Regions from separate parts of the Mus musculus genome. Here regions 1, 3 and 4 are each linked to region 2. The links are chromatin loops, found by intact Hi-C in ENCODE. Cell type or tissue: left cerebral cortex. All regions are shown on one strand.

Evidence for each region. Hi-C counts contacts between places; a loop is a spot of excess contacts. Peaks named below come from ENCODE experiments on the same cell type or tissue, not always from the same donor. Only the 100,000 strongest peaks of a DNase experiment are listed, where the experiment ranks them.
Region 1: it touches region 2 in a loop (3-fold over the local background); 5 of 42 quality-filtered maps call a loop at or near these places.
Region 3: a loop joins it to region 2, with 5 times the contacts of the local background. A loop is called at or near these places in 3 of 42 quality-filtered maps.
Region 4: a loop joins it to region 2, with 4 times the contacts of the local background. A loop is called at or near these places in 5 of 42 quality-filtered maps.

What each region holds. Positions count from the first base shown.
Region 1 is chr16:12,195,563-12,198,062 of GRCm38, forward strand. The region is part of intron 2 of Shisa9 (shisa family member 9); the gene reads left to right. Among named protein-coding and RNA genes, the nearest start is that of Shisa9, 210 kb to the left of the region's middle. In left cerebral cortex, no CTCF peak of the experiment used is centred here; DNase peaks (open chromatin) are centred at 1,508, 1,840 and 2,242; H3K27ac peaks cover 301 bases.
Region 2 is chr16:12,114,066-12,116,565 of GRCm38, forward strand. All of the region lies in intron 2 of Shisa9 (shisa family member 9), which reads left to right. Among named protein-coding and RNA genes, the nearest start is that of Shisa9, 130 kb to the left of the region's middle. In left cerebral cortex, a CTCF peak has its summit at 1,229; DNase peaks (open chromatin) are centred at 1,141 and 1,362; H3K27ac peaks cover 863 bases.
Region 3 is chr16:12,013,327-12,015,826 of GRCm38, forward strand. All of the region lies in intron 2 of Shisa9 (shisa family member 9), which reads left to right. Among named protein-coding and RNA genes, the nearest start is that of Shisa9, 30 kb to the left of the region's middle. In left cerebral cortex, no CTCF peak of the experiment used is centred here; a DNase peak (open chromatin) is centred at 1,478; H3K27ac peaks cover 729 bases.
Region 4 is chr16:12,202,703-12,205,202 of GRCm38, forward strand. The region is part of intron 2 of Shisa9 (shisa family member 9); the gene reads left to right. Among named protein-coding and RNA genes, the nearest start is that of Shisa9, 220 kb to the left of the region's middle. In left cerebral cortex, no CTCF peak of the experiment used is centred here; a DNase peak (open chromatin) is centred at 1,522.

The DNA.
Region 1 (2,500 bases), 81 kb after region 2:
CTGGTAGGAAACTTTTCTAGAATCCTGATAACTGTGGACACTATAGTTTCTAGGAAAATGACTTCTTAGGTTTTGGGAGCTGACACTTAGAAATTGAGATTGGCTAGGAGACAGGGCTGAGGGGGTCCATAGGAGGGGGAAAGTGGTGTGTCCCACAGGATTTGCTTAGTCCCCTGGGAGTGGGAGCAGAGAGTGGAGAGAGGCTACAACAGCTAGTCTGTTACAGAGCTGGGGAGGAGTAGGGGTTGGACACAGAGGAGATGGGGGAGAATGAGCATTGGCTTGCCTATCTGCTTCACTGGCCTACTTGTTAGGCTTGTTTGAGGGTTCCCAGACAAAGCCTGGTGGAGTCGGGGGGAGGGGCCTAGAATAACAGAATGGAGGGGAGGTAGGGGAAGATGTATATAATCAGCCAAGTGGGGGCAGGGGGAGGCTGAAGCAGATGGTCTTCTACAGTGAGACCAGGGGATTGGAACTGAGTGAGAGGAGAGGGTCTGCAGTGCTTCTCTGGCTGGAGTGGCCTACTAGTCTCTGGGGCATGCCAGCTGGAGTTAGGAGCTGGAATAGAGTAATGATTGGGGAGAAGGAAGTTTGGATCTATGTGATCTACTATAGAGGTGACTGATGTGGGGGGAGGCTGCAGCAGGTGCTATTCTACAGAGCTGGGGTGTCCTTAAGACTGGAGCATTACATATGGTGAGAGAGAGAGAGAGAGAGAGAGAGAGCAGCCTATCAGCCTACCTGCTTCTTTGACTAGAGTCACCCTGAATTTTATTAACCATTATGGGAGAGAATAAGTTGAGCCTTAAGCTTTAAGATTTCCTCTCGAGGTAAGTTCCTGCTTTGCTTTGGTTTGGTTTTACTTCTGATAATTCTGCCTCTAGACCAGAACACAAGAGAGGCTCATAAGTGCCAAGAAATGCTACTTGACCTAAGTACTTTGTGTCTGACCAAAGGAGTAATTAGAAGCTGGGGTCCCATGAAAACAGATGAGAATAATGGTTTAATATCCTGTTGAATACCTTCAGATACTTTTCCATAAATAACTTGAGGGCTTCAAGGAAGGTCTAGAATGGTGTTTTTTGTTTGTTTGGTTGGTTTTTTTGTTTTGGTTTTGGTTTTTGGTTTTTGAGACAGGGTTTCTCTGTATAGCCCTGGCTGTCCTGGAACTCACTTTGTAGACCAGGCTGGCCTCGAACTCAGAAACCCGCTTGCCTCTGCCTCCCGAGTGCTGGGATCAAAGGCGTGTGCCACCATACCTGGCAGTCTAGAATGTTTTAAGCATCAGGAAAGGACATTAACAACTCTGTTCATTTTTCTTGATATCAGACATTGTGTGTATGTGAGTGTGTGTGTGATGCACACACGCGCATCTTTGTAATCCTTCCAACTTACACCGCACATCTTCCTCTCCTAGCTATTCTGCCCACACTGTAGCACATTACAAACACTTACATACTCACATACTCAGCTCCATTCAAGCACATAATCTTCACACTCACTAAAATACACTTCACACTCACATCTACAAGAGGATGTGCTCTATGTTCACATGGCCTTTGCACATGCCTACAAACACCTTAATGCTACATCATCATCCCCCATAGCATTACCCCTACCCCAACACAAAGAAACGCATGTGTTTTAGCCACAAGTATATATAACACACCTGTGACAAAGCTTTCTCACCCACAAAATAGATACACCTGGTATTCACATATCCTTCAAAGTCAAATTCATGCTCATGCCAATACCAAATCACTACAGCAAACCTCAGATCACCTTTATTCTATATTTTTGTCTGTCTGTTATCTGTATCTATATTTACACACACACTCCCTATACACGCACATGTCCTCATTCACCCACCTACACACCACATTCTCATTCACACACACATAATTCCCTCTCCCCGCCCCTCACAGATATCATATTCATTTTCTTGAGATCCTAATTCAACAGTGAAATTTGCCTGAGGCCACATACAATCAAAGTCCAGGAAAACACACACACACACACACACACACACACACACACACACACACACACACACACATTGTGTGTGTGTGTGTATTCTAAAGCTTAAAAAGTTTATGAGGAAACAAATTTTTTTTGCCTATTTTTAGCTCCCCAAGGTTTTAAATATGTCCTTAGTCCCCGTTCAAGCAGCTTCTGGCATTATGTAACTCCAGCAGCTCTGACTCCTGACGTCAGTGCCCGCTTACTCCAGTGATGGTGACTGACTGGCTTATGGAAGTGCGACACCCTTTTCTCCCCACCCCTTCCATCAGAGCAGCAGGTGCAGGCGTCCTAGAAGAGGTGGAGAGGGAAAGTTACTGCTGTGCTTAAGAGGTGGAATGTGGGGGATGGGGGAGGTGTGCTTTTAGCTGGAGTTCTGAGGCTCCTTGTACATTGAACCCTGCTTAGTAAATACTGAAGAGCAGACTGGTATGTGAAAAATTATCTAGGCCTGGCCCTTGCCTCTTCACACCTTATTTAT
Region 2 (2,500 bases):
TCCAGACTGAACTCATGGGAGCCTCACATGTGTTCATGCTTTTACCTCCCTGTGCCTCAGCTCCCCTGCCTGTGGTACCTACCATTGAAAGCTGCTTTCACTTTCCTACACTTTGGTTTCTCTATCTGTGCAACAGGCCGACCACACTCTCTGTAGAGATACAATGTTGCATGTGTAATATGCCACGCACCATTGTGCCTTCTGCATCGGAGATGCTTGGGAAAATACTGCTTGTGGGGAAAGGGAGAGTCTCGCTCACTGGTTACAGCACTGGCTAATCAAGCTGAAGGATTGGAGTTCTGATTCCCAGAACCGAGCTGGTGGAGGGGCCATCTCTTTCCCATTGCCTTGCCATCTTTAAGGAAAGTTTCCCAGGAGAGAACTCACATAAGGACAGTCAGCCTACTTACATGCTGCTCTGGGTCGTGGTGATAGTCTCCTTAAAGCACAAGGCTCATATGAACTTTTGGCCAGCCAGAGCAGGCTGATTCCCATCTGGGGACTGGGGCTTGGTGACTTTCCTCATCCTCTCTGTGTCCCACTGGAAGTTATGCAAGTAATTCTGGCAGATAGCCCAAGTTCTAACAAATATTGTGACTGGGCCATTGAGAAACCTAGCTTCCAGAATGACTCACAGTGGCAAAAGGCTCTTGTGTGTGTGTGTGTGTGTGTGTGCGCGCACACACACACACACACACACACACACACACACACACACACGCACACGCATGTGAATTTCACTGTTGAAGTGTGATCTTACAAGGCAGGGTGCAATGTCTGTAAGATCTGCTCCACCACCCTTTCTCTCTTGCAACCTACTCCATAATGAGGGCATCAGGAGGTGGGGTCTGTGGCAAATGATAAAGCCACAATGTTGAGATAGCAGGTGCTCCCTTTAAGAAGAGAGGTCCTTTGTGTTATGTGAAGTTACTGTGAGGAGACAGGGTCTATAAGGAAGGGGCCTGGATGAACACAATCTGCCTGTGTTTTGGGCTTCAACTTTCCAGCATCCACAACAGTGAGAAGAAAGTTTCTGTGGCTTACAAGCCCCTGGCACATGGCACTTTGGCACAGCAGCTTGAATGAACTAAGAGAGAGGGTGTCACTGAGAAATCCTACCATCTGGGATCTTCCTTTTTATAGTATGGTTTTAGTCATTTTTCCTTAAAGAAAAAAGTGTGTGCTTGCATGTGCATGCATGTGCATAAAAAATGGCCAGAGGTGGCTCCCTCCTTCCTTCTTCTGGTCCTCCCGCCTGCCCCACGACTGTCCCTGTTGCCTTGTCCCTGTCTCTGAAGGTCTCCTCACAGATCTTTCTTTCTTCCCAGCTTCTCCTCTCCCAGCACCCAGTCTCCCTGAGTTGGTACAGAAGCGCTGGTTACCTAGGAAACCACCACAGTGGGAACACATGCGATTGGTCAGATTGGGGCCTGACTCTGGGTTGATGGGCAGATTTTCGGGGTGATTCTCTCTTGTCTGCAGTATCTTCTGGGGGAGGGGCAATCTCAGGAATATGTCAGAGAAGTGGACTCGCCCTGGTAGGCTGGGCTTCTCCGCTGGGGAAGGCTTCCTGTCCTACTATGGATTTAGTTGCCTAAGGAGGCCAGGAGCATGGATTTCTACTGCACTAGGAGGCTGGGGAGTGAATGCAGGGTACTGCAATCCTCATGGCTAACACTGGCTAACACCTAGAGAGCAAAGAGCTGCCACTTTTTGTTATCAGTTAGCAAAACTGGACACAGGTGTTGTTTCTCTTCCTAGTCTACAGATGAGGAGAGGGAGGCTCAGGGGAATAAGTGAACTTGTAAATAAACAAGGTTTCCTGTTGTGGGGGCTTGGTAGCCCAGGCTGGCCTTGAATTGGAAATCCCCCTAATTTAGCCTTCTCTGCTAAATTACAGGTGTGTGCTACCTTGATCAGTCTTCGCTGATTCCTGGGGCTCTGGTGGAGGCCCCAGAGGGGGTGGGCCAGATAGTGTTCCGTGTCCCTTCAGCTCAGTCCTCCCTTAACCTTGATCCTTGTCTTTCTGGAGCAACCACTATTCGTTTCACGGAGCTCTTAAGTTCCTGGGAATGGAAGTGAAACCCCTGCTTACTCTTTATTTGAGAATGACAAGGAGGGGATGGGGTGTGTGGCTCAGTGGAAAGGCTCTTGCTTGGCATGCACAAGACTCTGGGTTTGACTCCAAGCATCACAGAAGAAGAAGAATTGGAGAAGTAGCAAGGGAAGAATAAGAGACAAGGACACACAGAGAGTGAGAGACAGATGGCAAATGTTTCTGCAGACGGGTAGATGGCAGTTACACAGCAGTGTGAGTATGCTCACTGACATCACAGCAATTAGAGATATTAAAGATGGCTAAGTTTTATGTTATCTCACCACCACCACCACCACCACCACCACCACCACCACCACCACCACCACCACCATCATGGTGTGTGTGTGTGTGTGTGTGTGTGTGTGTGTGTGTGTGTGTGTATGTGCATGTCCCTTTGTCTTA
Region 3 (2,500 bases), 100 kb before region 2:
TTGTGTGTTTGAACACTTGGTCTTGAGCTGGAGGTGTTGGGGGAAAGATTATAGACCGTTAGGAGGCGGGGCTTCTGTTTAAGTGAGTGGACTTCCTGTTTATTCATTGCTTCCTGACTGTGATCACAACATGAGCAGCTCCTTCTCCTGCTGCCACTGTGGACGATATCCCTTCAAACTGTAAGTCAAGGTAAGCTGCTTCTTGTCACAGTGATGGAAAATTATGATCATGACCTATACGTGACCATGCTCAAGACCAGGAGGTCTAACTATATATATATATATTTTTTTTCAGAGATTCCTTGATAGCGTGAATCAACCCAGTAATTTTTCTCTCTTTGTGCTCATTTAAGTTTAAAGGTCTAGAGGAGAGTCTGACTGGCCCACACTGAGTCACATCTTCAACCCTTGGCCTGGAGGGAGGTAGATGTTTTATTTGCTAGTTTCATCAAAACTGAGTAGTATATGGATGGAAAGAAATATACAGAAAGAAACCACTGCAATGATCATAAGTAGAGTATGGGTTGCTGAGTTCTTCAAAGGGGAAGCCAGCAAATCCCATTCTCCTTTTGGATTTCCTGTGTCTGGTGTTATTAGACTTAGACATCTATCCAGTAATTCCCATACCATCCAATTTCACCAACGTGACAATGCTGTCTGCATGGCCTCTTGGCCAGTGCCTCAACCCTTGGAGTGCAATTTTCCAGGGGTGATGTGTTTTCCCTGTGGTTTTATTTAGGCACAATCATGAAACCTATAGCATGTCTCCATCAAAAATTGGCTTGCATGATCATGAGGATAGATATTCAAATAATCATCAGGGAAGTATTATGTGTTCCCAACTATTACTAGCCATACAGTGTACTGCTAAGAGGTGTGAGAAGTCACATGAGCACATGGAGAAGTGTGTTTGTAGGGATATGGAGAGAACATGCTTGCTTGGCCAGAGGGAACATTCACGGGATGTGAGAATCTATAGAGAATGATGTGTGAAAAGCTTCAGAGACTTATGAAAGAATTTACAAGTGAGACTTTGGGAGCTCTTGCTTAGAGCCTGATAATCATTTTCTAACAGGTGTCTTGTGAGTTGTTGGGGTGATGGTTAGGAGAGACCTTTATGATAAGCTGGAGAAGTGTTCCAGCAGTCTTAAGCACAGCTGCCACTACCTTTCCCATGAAGTCTTTGTTCCAAACCTTCACCAGAGCCTTTTGAGGGTTGCTAGGAAACCAGGGATGCTTGAGCAGTTGTGATCTGATTACAATAAACTTCTAGGTTTCTGTGGTTGGAGGAGGAGCCAGGCTGGGCTGGTGCCATATTCTCTTACCTTACTGTGGAGTACAGTGAGCTATAAGTGTCTTTCAGTTGTGTGAATTCAACTCTGTGATCTCGGTTCAGGGATGAGGAGAAGAGAGTTGGTGGTGCTGGGGGGAGGGCAAGAGTATGAGCTTGTAACATAAATAATTCAAGTGTTCCCGTCCCCCTTCTACACAATGAGCATATGCTGGAAGTGAGACGGGAGACATGAGTCTGCTTCTGCCTCAGACACATTCACTTCCCACGAGCTGCTCCAGAGTGTGATTCTAGCATTTAAAGATATGCATTTTTCATATAACTTGGCCCCTAAATACAAGCTAGTTATATCATCTGGTGCTCAACCAAAGAAACAGCCATCCTGAGGAATTTGAGCGACACATGGCTGGAGCTGCCCCTTCTGGCCTCAGCTCTCTGCCTATGATATAAGCCCTTTCTTGGTAGCCCTGGGTGGCATCATATGATTTTGCCCATTTTCAGACTTATGACCTCACTAGGGATCAGAAAGGCTTACCTATTTATTCTGTTCCCTGGCATTGACTCTGAGATCACAGGCAATGCTCTCAGGTACCTGCATCTGATTGGCAAATCCTCTGTGAGGAATCCCCTGACTTTGCAGATTGCCAGTGACCTGTGTTCATATTTGTTGGAATTTTATGAATTGACTTTTAGATGGTCATTGAGCTTGGGGTTTTCCTGGATAGCTTTCCTTGGTCTTTGGGTAGTGTTTTTTGGTCAGTCATCTGTTCATTTGTTCATAGTATGTTCTTAAAAATGAATGTAGTACTCTATTTCAATACACCCATGTGTACATGCAGGAAAAAGGTCAAGAATATTGATCAGATGTTGGATGTCCTCTGTCCTGCTAAGTTTATTGTCCAATCTCCTAGAAATATTCTATGCATTTGTTAACATTTATGAGTACTTCTGTACCCTGCTCAACCTCACTCTCTAGTGGACACCTCACTTTCCTTGGACTTTTGTAACAATGTCCTACAGACTAGATAGCTTAACCATCAGAATATTTTTGCCTAATGGTTCTGGAAACTGGAAGATCAAAACCAGGGTATTGGCAGGTGGGTTCCTGGTGAGGTTTCTGGGAGGCAAGAGAGAGAAAGGGGTTTTATTTCTCTTCTTTTAAGTCTCTCTTCACTTAGCTCCCTTCTTTTGCTCACAGTTCCTAAATAC
Region 4 (2,500 bases), 89 kb after region 2:
ACATGCAAATGCAGTAGGCCAAGTGACAACTTCGTAGAAGCAGTTCTTATCTTCCATCTCTTACATTGGTTCTGTGGATCAAACTCAGGTCACCAGGCTTATGGCAAATTCCTATAACCACTGACCCATCTCACCAGCCCGCATTTTACTATTTAAGACAAACCTGAGAAATATGTTATAAGATAGCTATGGCTATCTTATATGTAAAAGAAATAAGAGTTAGGGAATTTATGGGTATTTTTAGTGCTTTCCTCTAAAGGTTACTTTGGCCAGCTCATAGAATTTTGGAATGAATTTTTGTTTGTTGTTTCTTTTTTTTTAAATGTGTATTTGTGTGTGTAGTGTATCTGTTTGTGGTTGGGTTAGAGCACATGCTGTGTGAGTAGACAGGCATGGACATATGGAGCCCGTAAGTCAATATCAGCATCTCTCTCTCTCTCTCTGTCTTTCTTTTTCCTTTTCTTTTCAAGAGAGGATCTTTTGTAGAGTCAGAGCTACTGGTTATCTAGACTGTGCAGTGAGCTACAGATGTCTGTCTGCCTCCCATCCCCCACCTAGCACTAGGTCTACAAACACAGGTCAGGTCACCAGGCCTGGTGGCTTGATGTGAGCACAGGAGACTACAATCAGGTACTCATGCAGCAGGAGGCATGTCACTGACCGAAATTTCTCTCCAACCCCTATTTATTGTTTTAAAGGCATAGATCAGAATGAAACAGATTAGGGAAAAAGGAAATGGCAGTTGCTCTTATCACCTCTCATCTTGGGTCCAGCTTTGCTACTGTAGTATCAAAATAAAGTCAAGACAAACATGACACTAACAACATGCCTTAACTCTAAGGGAAGTAATTGTGATTTCCTCATTAGCTCAGGTAGACTGCCTTAGAGATGTCCTCTGCCCTTCCGATGGGTAGATAGATAAATAGATAGGTGATAGATAGGTGATAGATGATAGATAAATAGATGATAGATAGATAGATGATAGGTGACAGATGATAGCTAGCTAGCTAGCTAGATGATAAATAGATAATAGGTAGGTCATAGATGATAGATGGTAGATAGATGATAGATATATAGATGATAGATAAATGATAGATAGATAGATAGATAGATAGATAGATAGATAGATAGATAGATAGATAGATAAATAGATGATAGATAAGAGAGAGAGGGCAGGGGTCAGGATAGATAGCAAGACAAGGCTAAACTTTGCTGTTCAAGGGGCCATTTGGTCAGTTCCATTTGGTAAAGCGCATCTTGCTGGGTCTTTAGCTTTTTTACTTTTCTCCTTTCTTCCTCCCCGACCTCTTTTGTATCCCCTGCATAGTAACAAGAGGCTCCTTCTGCTTCATCTTTCTCTCTCCCAGAATGAGAGAATGTGCTTGGAAACAGTTGCCGAGGGAGCAATCTTGTTTTTGAAAAAGAAATGACAAAAAAAAAGAGGAAAAAAAAAGTATTTGTGGGGATGCCAAACCACAGTGAGCCTTGTTTAAGCAGTTGAGGTGGTGGGAATGTGTTTACACATCCAGGAAACACAGGCTGTGTGTCTGCGATTGCTTACATAGATAGTATTCTGAAAGGACTTTATGATCTATCTTCTAATTCATTGCTACTGCTTCTGGTCCAGGAGAGTCCTAGTGCTATTCATGAAGCTTGAGTTAAGCAGCAGAAAATGACAGCCAATTTGAGCCTGTGGTTTCCTCATAGAAATCCAGGCACAGCCACAATGCATTATTGGGCGTATCCACAACTGCTGGAAGGATTACATGGGTGATGTGTGTACCATGTTTTGGATAAGGCCAACCACATAGCAAGCTCCAAATAAGAACTCATTATTGACTCTGTGCACACACACATGTCCTCGTCATCCTGTAAGCACACATTGATGGAGCCCTCAATGTGTGCTTACTCAATCCTTACTCAATTGTGTACACCATGAACTTGGCACACCTATCAGTGTATGTTGACCCAAGGGGTCTATTTACATCCATCACTGCAAGTAGATGAGTCAGGCATACTCAAGGTACATGACCCTAAATTGCATACACATCAAAACATAAAGCAGAGAACTGCAACTGAGCATTTATACATACAATTTGCAAGGTTTCATTGGAAACATAGCTGAGGGCATTGAAATCATTGTGATAAGAAGCTCACTTATAAAATTGTTCATGTTTCATCTTTTGATGGTTCCCAAAGGTTCCCAAAGATTACTGTCACCACTTCTCACTGTCCTCTAGATTTCTCCTAGTGAGGGCCCTCCCATGCTCGGTGGTGACCATTCATCTCCTCTCCCAGTTTTCCAGGACCTGGTGGTGAGGACAGCTTTAATCTTTCTCTGGGAAGAGTCTTTCAGAAACAGCCACTGGGATCCTGCCAGTCCCCACCTCTGTTTGTCTGCCATGGATAGTCATCTGCTTGACCATCTCTGCAATTATTTGTCTAACGTGGTCTCCTTGGAGCATGGAGGGGCCAGTCTCAAGAGCAAGTTCTTTCTGTG